2 separate regions of the Homo sapiens genome follow, and region 1 is linked to region 2. A link is a loop called in an ENCODE intact Hi-C map of the cell type or tissue named here. Cell type or tissue: psoas muscle. All regions are shown on one strand. Links, peaks and the distances in the headings refer to the core of each region. The heading gives the core; the rest is flanking DNA.

The links. Peaks named below come from ENCODE experiments on the same cell type or tissue, not always from the same donor. Only the 100,000 strongest peaks of a DNase experiment are listed, where the experiment ranks them.
Region 1: it touches region 2 in a loop (6-fold over the local background); 99 of 110 quality-filtered maps call a loop at or near these places.

Annotation. Positions count from the first base shown.
Region 1 is chr4:185,637,101-185,642,536 of GRCh38, forward strand. SORBS2 (sorbin and SH3 domain containing 2) reads right to left here. Exons shown (of 27, transcript NM_001395207.1): 14 at 1,777-1,935; 15 at 979-1,062. Among named protein-coding and RNA genes, the nearest start is that of SORBS2-AS1, 52 kb to the left of the region's middle. RefSeq lists an enhancer at 1,270-1,909. In psoas muscle, for the core only: a CTCF peak has its summit at 3,914 (motif pointing right); a DNase peak (open chromatin) is centred at 2,061; H3K4me3 peaks cover 534 bases.
Region 2 is chr4:186,035,107-186,040,542 of GRCh38, forward strand. No RefSeq gene overlaps it. Among named protein-coding and RNA genes, the nearest start is that of TLR3, 31 kb to the right of the region's middle. In psoas muscle, for the core only: a CTCF peak has its summit at 3,246 (motif pointing left); no DNase peak of the experiment used is centred there.

The sequences.
Region 1 (5,436 bases), core at 471-4,470, 400 kb before region 2:
TATATCCCTAATGGTAAACTAGGTACAGTCATGTGTTGCATAATGACGTTTCCGTCAACGATGCACCTATATATGATGGTGGTCCTATGGGATTATAAGACTGTATTTTTACCATGCCTTTTCTATGTTTAGATATGTTTAGGTACACAAATACCTACCATTGCATTACAGTTGCCTACAGTATGGAGTGCAGGAACCTGCTGTACAGGTTTGTAGCCCAGGAGCAACGGGCCATAGCACACAGCCTAGGCGTGTAGCAGGCTCTAGCATCTGGGTTTGTGTAAGTACTCTGCGATGTTTGCACAATGGCAAGTCCACCTGATGACACATTTCTCAGAACCCGTCCACATCCTTAAGCAACACGTGACTGTATTTTGTAGTGGGATTACTCTGGCAGTATATTATAGTGAGAACTGCCCAGAGATTTTCATTTTTCTTTAACAGGCTCTGCGTTTAACTTCTTACTCTGCCATTTACTATTTTGTGCACATTACTTAACCCCTCCAGTCCCCATTTTCTTCTTCTTGGCGGGACATCAGGAGGCCTCGAGGAGATAATGAAGACAGAAGCCCGCACTCTCCAGGTGCCTGATGTTTGCTCAGCAAACAGGACTCAATGTCAAGGTGCTCTTCTGCTTGAACTAGACCAAATAGACTGTAAACAAATACAAATCTTCTATACAGCTGTAATAATTGTCTGAATATTCCATCACAGAAACTACCTCAAGATTTTGAACTTGTAATGAATTAGATGTAAAGAAATCTTAATGAATGACCTACAAACCACATAGGAAATGTCTGAGCACATTTGACCATTTGGTACAGAAATGAATCTGGACTACGCTGTACCAAGTGTGTGTATACATTATGCATTCGGCCTTTGTTCTCTGAATGACACCCACGTCTACTGATAATTGTATTTTAGAAATCAAACAGTATACTCCTAGTTTTCTTATATTAATAGTCTAGCCTCACTTACCGGGCGTCCAAACTCCAGTTCTGAAAAGAATTTATACCAGGGCTCATTTTCTAAATCTATGTCATCTGGATTTATGCGATCAGTCTAGAGCAGATGTGAAGGAAAAGGGAAGGAAAAGGCACACTGAGCAAAGTGAGGGAAACGCTGTGTGGCATGAAAAACTCACGCGCGCATTGACACGCAAACATGCATCAACTCTCACCCCACGAACCTCAGCAGGAGAGAACGGAGGAAGTAAAGTAAAACGAGTAGCATGAGGATGTGAAGGCGAGCTCCATGGCAGGGGGTCCCTAGCTGTTTCCTGCGTCCATCGTTTCTGATTGGCATAAGTTGTGGGCAACTCTTGCTTGAGTTGATCCACTTACGCTTGAGGCATGAACTATGGACCACTCTCTGCGGCAGCGAGACTGGGTCTGGCTGGCACGCCTGATGTTTGGAATAGGCTCAACCCAGTCACCAAATAGCTCTTTTGGGCGAGTCACTTCATCGTCCCTGCCCTCATTGGTGGCTAGCAGTCCCAGCATGGGAGCCCGCAGTCTGCAGACAATTCACTCGGGTGCAGGCAGGTGGTAAGCCTGGGATGGGGAAGGGTGCGGGAGGGGTGGGAAGACAGGCGAGCTGGGGGGAGGGGGACAGGGCATTGGGGGGCTCTCAGGGGCCTGTGGATGAGAAGATTCTGGGGCCTGGATGGGTGCGAGCGGGACCCGGGGGAGTGGGAGTCGCCAGGCTCTGAGCAAGCAAGGGCTGCACCTGCACCTCTGCCGGGCATGAAGAAAGGTAAGGAAGGAAGGAGCTCACCCGGGTGGGAGACAGAGCCGGGGCGCGCGAGCTTGGTGTGGGGGCGCCACTCCGGGGCGGAGGGGAGGGGCTACCAGTGACTTCTCCGAGTCGGGAGCTAGAAAGAGGCTTCCGGCCAGGTTCCCTTGGAACAGGTGTCGGAGTTGTTGGGAGAGGGGGCTGCAAGAAAGAGGGGTGCAGAAACTGGTTCATTAGATGGAGGCTCTGGGCGGAACCGCGAGGACACCCTGGCAGCGCGCTGTGCCTGCGTTAGGCCGGGAGGGGAGAGGCCTCCGGACGGCGAAGTGTCCCTAGGGACCCAGACGCCTCGGGAGCGATCCGGGCCGCTGCGAAGCCCTGCCCACCAGGAGTGGATCCCCAGGATTCACCTCCCGGCTGCCTGCTCTGAGCTGAGAAGGGGATCTGGTTCTTCACAATACCGTGGATGGCGGGGAAGGGGAGGGAGCCTGGGGTAAAATCCCATCTTGGTTTCCTCGATGTTCTAATTTAGAGAAAAAGCCAGTTTTATAATTGACCTGCTTCCCTGCAGAGGTTTCTGAATGTTGTTTTTAAGATGAAAAAACTAGCAGTGTTAATATAAACAGTTGGAGAAAATACATACAATTATTCTAGTAATAGAAAACAGATGTAGAGTGTTTACCTTACCCAGCAGTGTCCTTAATATTTTCAAATAATACATGGCTGACTAGATTGATTTAGGCTGCTGATTTTGTAGTAAATCTAAGAGCTTAAAGTACTATATACAAGTTATTACTTCTTTGATAATTACTATATGACACTAATTAAATGTGGTACAATTGAAGAGTACAGTATCTTAAGTCAGAAAAAAAATTCTAAGAAAAATTATATGGTTCCCTAAAAGCCATTCACTCTGGCTAGGAGAGGAGCTGTGACTCCCAAGACATATTCTAGGAGGACTATTAAGTGCTCACTGCTTCAGAACAATTCAATATCATTTGCTTACAATTCTTAAAGAAACTCAGGGACTTAAACTGAATAGCGACATCTTGGTTGTGAAAAAAATGCTATGTAACCTTCGCAGTGCTGGGAGCTTGAAATGTTCCATATTCCAACAAAAGCCATGATTTTGACATTGTTCTACTGTTTTATTGACTCGTTGCATTTACAAGTTTTGCTAATGATACACAGTCTACACTTACTAATAAATTATACTCACAGTGTTTTTAGTGATGTGACTTTGTTTCAATATTTTATAATAAAAGATTATAGGAGTAATTACAGACAATGATAGAAAAGTTTGAGGCATCGTGACAAAATAGTGCAAAAGCCTAAGTTATCCAAAAGATGTAGTGATCATAATTATAAAGACTGTGTAGTGTCCCTGGGAAATGCTTACAATGAGATACCAAGCAGTCAAAACGGAATCTAACCACGCACCTGTACAGTAGTTACAAAGGTATTACAAAGCTTGTCTCTGCATGAACACAGTAAAGAAGTCACACATACACAAACGACTACAATGGTGTTCTGGTATTGCGACTGTTTGTTTTTTCTTTCTTTTAAATATTATTTTGCTTTATTGTTGTAATGTTATTTTTGTAATAAATAAATTCAGAGAGAACATCCTACTATTAGACATAGGAAAATGCCTAGAAATCTTGAGATATTTTTCCTTCTTTATGCCAGTATTATATTTGGTTTACACCTCAGAAGTAATAGTGAAATTGGTAGAGACAAAATATTCTAGTAACCAATTTGCTATTTTCTGTTGAATTTAAAAATTTAATTCAATTTATATTTGATTCAATAGTTGCAATAGTATTAATTGAGATTTTAATGTCCATAAAATACTATTTTTCTCCAATTATTATTTAGATCATTATAGATGCATAATTGTTCGTGAAATGGCTTTGCTGGAGCTGGTTTTTAGGGTAACTGACAGGAGAGAGAATTTCCAGTAATTTCTCTTCTGTTTAGAGAGACATACTATTTCTTCTACAGGAAAACTAACCTCTGACTCTTTTAAACTTCATAGTTTCTAATGTTACACACTGAATGATATCATTAATTATTATAACTTCTGTTTTCAAGAATAGTATTTTGTTTTGCCAAGGGGAGATAGAAACTTCTCTTAGAGGAAACGAATCTGTTTAAGAAACATTATGAACAGCAGAGGGCAGCCAACTTACTAAATGAATAAGACTTGTTAGCTATGTAGCTTCACTTTGACTCCCACATTAAGAAAATATGTAACAAATGGATATACCAAGTCCTGATTTATAGTAATGCATCTCTATGATAGAATATGGAAAAGGAAGCAGAATATCTACCATCTTGCATCATACCTTAGAATGGCAGTTTTCCATGAATTATGCTTTTGTTTATTTAAATAGTCAATTTATAGTTACAATGGGCAACTATCTAGAATGCATGCCAATAGAAATTAGCAGAGAAAACACCCAAAACAATGATAGCTGGTAATTATCGATAACTTTGGAATGCAATGAAAGGCACATGTTTGAGCAGAGTTGTGTTAAAGGAAGTGTTAGTGGCAGAACTAGAATTTTCTCTTTGCTGTGGTTGCCGTATTGAATCTTTTAAGTCATGCAATAATTAAATGTCCTATGGTGACCTGGAGGCACTGCTAAGGAACACAGAAGCCTCGCAACAGTCAGTGACACACATACAGATGGTCAGTCAACAGATGGATATACACACAAATCACTAATCTCAGTAATTTAACACTTTCCATGTGGAACATGGACATTCCTTTGAGTACAGCACTAATATTAACACTCAGAAACTCATTTAGGAGGTATGATTATGGTTTACTCTAATTGCTCATAAAAGGCAAAAGAGCAAAGATACTGATATGCATCTTTCTAGCCTTGGTGTGATTTTTTTGTTGTTGTTTCTTTTCATTAAAAAAAAAAAAAAACCCACCAGCAAACCTCCGTTTAAAACTAACTTTGTTAGTCATCAGTGCAAGAGGACGTGTTCAAGAAAAGCTACAACTATAAATCACAAGTGATCCTTACTTAAAAGCTACCAAGGGTGAACAACTTTAAAAATTTTAGTGTTTTCTATAATTTAAAAGCATTTAATTGCTTTTGTGGTTATCGAGATTCCACTAAGTATTCTCAGTGAGGCATGTGCTTTCTATACGTTGTTCTAAACAAAAAGAAGTGCCAGGGCTATTTTGTTTTTCAAATTACGCTCATTCCATTTTAAGTTTTAATGACATTGACTACCGTGTTTTATATTTATTGTGGTTTCACAATAAATGCTATATACATTATTAGTTGGGATAATTCTTAATGGTCATCAGATGAAACTCCTTAAATTTTTATAGTTAAGTATTGACTGACAATCTTTATTGATAAAGAAGCTTAAGTTCATTAAGGGTTTAAGTTGCATTTCAACTCTGCTACAGTGTTTTCAATGACTATTTTCTTCTGCTTTTATCATTATGTTCAAGTTTAGTTATTGTAGGTTAGGGTAACATTTTCATATATTTTTTTTTTACTTTATCAAGCATACAGAGGTCCTAAACAAATGCTTTATTAATTTTTTTTTTTAAATTTAACATTACTCACCTACAAACATATCCAATGCAATGGGATATAAAGGTTTTAGTAATATAATCCCAGCAGAGTTTTTATGATTGTCTCATGGAAAAATTAAATTGTGGAAATACGG
Region 2 (5,436 bases), core at 928-4,927:
CAGGGTACAGATCACACCTGATCACACATGGATTCCCAATCCCTCAGGGTACAGATCACACCTGCTACATGCACAGATTCCCAGTCCCTCAGGGTATAGATCATGACTGATACACACATTGATTCCCAATCCCTCAGGGTATAGATTATGACTGATATATACATGGATTTCCAATCCCTCAGGGTACAGATCACACCTGATGCACACATGGATTCCTAATCCCTCAGTGTACAGATCACACCTGATGCACACATGGATTCCTAATCCCTCAGGGTACAGATCTCACCTGATACACACACTGATTACCAATCCCTCAGGATACAGATCGAGCCTGAGGCACACATGGATTCCCGATCCCCTTGCTGTATCTTCCCTCCCTCCCCAGCCCTCAAGTAGGGAAAGATTTCCTCAGACATATGAGGATACTTTGACAGAAAAAATTTCCAATTACTTTTCTAATTAGCACCTAAACATCCATCCATTTGTGTTATTACAATTAAAATTAAATTTTTATAAAACATTTTACAGGGTTAAAAAAAAGTCTGTTATTTTTCATATAGTAAATTTTTGATAATTCATAAGTATACAATTACCTATCAAGGGCTTGTTCTTATTTTCAAATACAGAGTCTGTATGCTTTTGTACATATTCAGTAGCTATTGCATCGGGTCAGGCACATGACAGGGGAAATGTGGTACCGATCTCTGATATAAGAAATAAGGAACAGGTTGAGCGATGTTCCCAATCCCTCTGCAGACCATCAGTTATCAACTGGTAAAGGCTGGGAATTGATGAGGTGGGCTTGAGCAGCAGCATCAACTCTTCAAGTATTTTACAAGCATCTGAGACCATTGACCATGGACTGTCCTCCAGAGAATTAAAGCTAACTTGTGGCCAGGCACAATGGCTCATGCCTGTAATCCCAGCACTTTGGGAGGCCGAGGGGGGTGGATCACTTGAGGTCAGGAGTTCATGACCAGCCTGGCCACCATGGTGAAACCCCACTCTACTAAAAACACAAAAGTTAGCAAGGCATGGTGGCGGGTGCCTGGAATCCCAGCTACTGGGGAAGTTGATGCAGGAGAATTGCTTGAATCCAGGAGGCAGAGGTTTCAGTGAGCCGAGATCATGCCATTGCACTCCAGCCTGGGTGACAGAGTAAGACTCTATCTCAAAAAAAAAAAAAAAAAGCTAACTTGTTTCTTATGTTTGTCTGATACTCCTAACTATTCCCATTACCAATTCACCTTGGTTGTCATAAACTTACTACTCAGATTCAAATCTCATTTGTGAGCTGATACAGTTTGGATATTGTCCCCTCCAAATCTCAGGTTGAATTATAATCTCCAGTGTTGGAGGTGGGGTCTGGTGGGAGGTTTTTGGGTCATGGGGGTGGATCCCTTATGGCTTGGTGCTGTCCTTGTGACAGTGAGTTCCAGAGAGATTGGTTAAGTGTGTGGCATCTCCTCCCTACTCTCTCTCTTGCTCCTGCTCTGGCTATGTGACCCACCCGCTCCCTCTTTTTCTTCCACCATGAGTAAAAGCTCCCTGAGACAGCCCAGAAGACAAGCAGATGACAGCACCATGCTTCCTGTAAAGCCTGCAGAACCATGAGCCAATTAAACCTCTTTTCTTATAAATTACCCAGTCTCAGGTATTTTTTTTATAGCAAGCCAAGAACAACCTAACACCAGAGCTGAGGCGAATCCAAATCTGCCACTTCAATCAATATCTCAGTCATTCTATTTTGGTGAGCAGGAATATAATGCAGATAAGCCAGAGACTGATGTGGCAAGCAAAACACAAAACTCTAGCAACTGAAATGACACAGCAGGGAAGCAAGCAGAGAACAGCAGCAAAGAGTGCAGGAAGGAATGGAGCAGGAGGAGCTGGAATGAAGACTCTAAATTCAGTTGCTGGGAAGGACAGTGAAATGATGAAGAAAAGCACATATTGGGGGGCAGGGTGGGGAAGAGGACAGGAAAGGAAATGTTGAAGGTAGGCAGATGAGGTCACAGAAGCTGGTCATTCATTCACTTGCTAACCTAGTCACTGACCAAATGAGTGCTTATTTAGAATAAAGTGTGGAAGGTTGCCGTGGGACATGACATACAGGGAACAGAAGGGAAAAGAATGTCATGGGTGACTGGTGACTATCCGGGCCAGTGGCACGGGGGTAAGAATTTATCAAGATAGTTGTAGGTAAAGAAAGGCAGGTTTAATAAAGAAAGTATAAAAATATGTTGCAAGAAGGCAACAGGTAGGCCAGCAGAAGAGGAGCTGACTGCCAGGAAACAAAGTCTTGCAGGGCTGGGGATTTTATAGAACTGTGCTTCTGCTGTGTGCTGAAGAGGGCTACGAGCAGTACTGATAACACCAGGGTTACAGGGAGCTCACTTACCCGTGCCTGGTGAGAAGGTGGGTAGAGGACGATTGAGTTATATTCATAGGAGGACTGGTCCTGGTGAAGAAAGGCAAGCCTACATAACTTATCTGCTTCCTCTTTCTGCTTTCCCTCGGTCCCACCAGCCTGACTCCTTTTCCCTAATTAGGACCCCAAAAAGAACAAAGGGATAAGCTGGTTCAAAGAATTATAAGCTCTTTAGACTGGGAAAGTGATTCTGGAGATAACCTCACTCAATTTGTTGATTGCACACACTAGGGAGCTGATGCACAGGTGTGCCCCTCTAGGCAGGATGTAGATAGGAGAGATGGAGCTGTTAGGAGAGGGAGCAATACTGCAGGGCAGGCGGGAATCACAGATGGAAGCAGCACCTGGAATCCAGACCTGTGGGCACTCTGCTGAGCTTCCCAGCCAGGGGATGGGAAGGACCAGGGCAGAGAGGGCCACAAGCCCAGTAAGGCCTTCTATAACCTGGAAGATAGGCAGCCCAAAAGTCGATGGAAGGCACACACCAATGCCATTCCCTAGTGTTTCCACAGGTGAAGGAAAATCGACTCTGTGGATCCTTTACCTACACTGTTTCGGCAGCAGGAAAAGCCCTGACTTTTCTACTCCTCCAAGAGAGCCCAAATCTCAAGGCATGCTAAAGGAACAAGCGAGGAAAATGAGAGGACAGCGAGGAGGAAGGGAAGGAGCAAAGGGAACACTCAAGTGTCTAATTCTTTGCATCTGTAATTAGCTTATTTAATCACCTAATTATGAAATGAAATTGTGCTTTGCCAGTAATTTCGAATTTCGGGACTTAAATGGGAAAAGGTGATATCTTTGCGCCATCTAGTGTTGTGTCTTGAAATGACACACTTCTTGACGTCTCAGCCCAGAGGAGCTGCAGGCAGCCTTACATAACCAGAAATAGCAAGATTAGCCTCTCCTGTTACATAACCGTGAGAAGTGTTTCAAAGCAGAAGATTATGCATTCCTAGCACCAAATGAATCTTCTCGATAGTTAGTAAGATAATCCCTAAATCTAGGGCAAGGCAGCAATTATGATCCTATTATCATCTGGAAGTTCAGGTATAGAAGAGAACTCTAGCAGGGTGCAGTGGCTCATACCTGTGATCCCAGACCTTTGAAAGGCTGAGATGGGAGGATCCCTTGAGCCCAGGAATTCAAGACCACCCTATGCATAGTAAGACCCTATCTCTATAAAAATAAAAAATAAAAATAATTAGCCAGGCATGGTTGTGCATCCCATCTACTCAGGGAGACTGAGCCAGGAGCATCGTTTGAGCCCAGGAGGTCAAGGCTGCAGCGAGCCATGCTCACGCCATTGCACTCCAGGCTGGGCAACAGAGCAAGACCCTATTTCAAAAATAAAAACAAAAAACTTTACTCTTAGTACAATGAGAACTAACATGGCTGAGAATGTAACCTTCTAGAGGTTAACTTTAACAGCAACATGAGATCATTGACAATTACATTATGGACTTAGAAGCTGATGTACAACTAGAGGAAGGAAGGAAAGGAGAGAGAGAAGGAAGGATATTAAATCATGGAATTATATCTGGTGAAAATAAATGAATCATTAAGTAAAATACACTGTCATAGGGCTATTTGATTATAAGAAGCATATTGATCAAATGTATTAAATAGGAAAGTAAAATTATCACTGAAAGTTACTAATTATAACGATCACTCTGTATTTACTATATGCTAGAAGTAGACGCACATTATTCCATTTAATCCTCACAATAGTCCCCTAAGGTAGACACGACCATTATTCAGATATGAAACCTGGGGCTTAAGGAGCTGAATAACCTTGCTCAAGGTCACAGATAGTCACCAAGAGGCAGAACTATGGTGTGAAGCTCGATCTTTCTGATTACAAAACGCTGCTTTTCATTGCTGTGTAATGCTGCCTCTTTCTGTCAGAAATGCTTTAAATTCTTGACCAACTGTAAACCTAAAAGCTGCAGGCCCTCTTTTGGTTTGTAACCTTGAATCTATTTCCTGACATTTTCATTAGAAGAGCGTGATCTATCCAGAGGTAACCATTTAATGCTGCAAAAAGTACAACCTGGCTGAAATGGTCATTTAAAACTCGGAACACACTGGAATCCTGAGGCAAAGGAAGAAAAGTGTGACTTCATGCAGCATTTCCAGATTCCAGGACGCAGAGACCTCCATCTAAGGACCAAGCACCGCTGGCACACGGACCGCGTGAGAAGCAGGTCCCTGCCGATGAGTCTTTCCTGCAGAAACCTCGGCTCCCTGACTTGGTTAAGCAGCAGCCGAACCGCAGCCTCAGCACCAACGTGAGAGGTGCCGAGCCCTCTCCTTCCTTAGCTACTGAGCTGGTTCTTAAGAAGCTTGTTCCTGCTAGTACCTGTCAAGAGCTTCCCAAAACATAAACCAGACGTTGGGGAAAATGTTCTCTCTAGTTGTATTTGGCTTTTCCACAAGCACTCTTTAAACTCAAGCGGCTGAAGTGCTCCCGGCTGAGGAGGATGCTGTTCTGTGCAAACGCCGAGCCATTGATCATGTTCCGGGTTGTCCAACTCTTCAGTTTGAGACAAAAACAAACACGCTTTTACACTAAATAGGCATGAAGGAGGTGGCCAGTGTGGCATTTTTCAGCTCTCCAAAGTATCCCAGGATAGTTTGATTTAGGGCTAACGTGTGTTTTATTGCCACAGTAGTTAAGCTTGCTACCAGAACTCTAATGCAGGGAAATGTTAATTATGTTAATCTACTTCTTTTGGAATTTATAGCTGAATTTATTATGAATTTACTAATAAATTAGTAAATTCAAGTCAGCACAAAAACAAAAGTTTATGTCCTTAATACTCCAGAGCTTATATGGGGGAAGTTGGGGGATGTCGGTGGATATAATTTGCACGTCCAAAAGCTGAAAGTGCAACAGGAGAGGCAGTGCAGTGGCCAGCTTCCCGGGAGCGTTCTTATTGGCATACTGGTGTTTCACTGCACCAGCTGAAGTCAAGAAGGTTTCGGTTTTTATGTTTGTTTGTTTG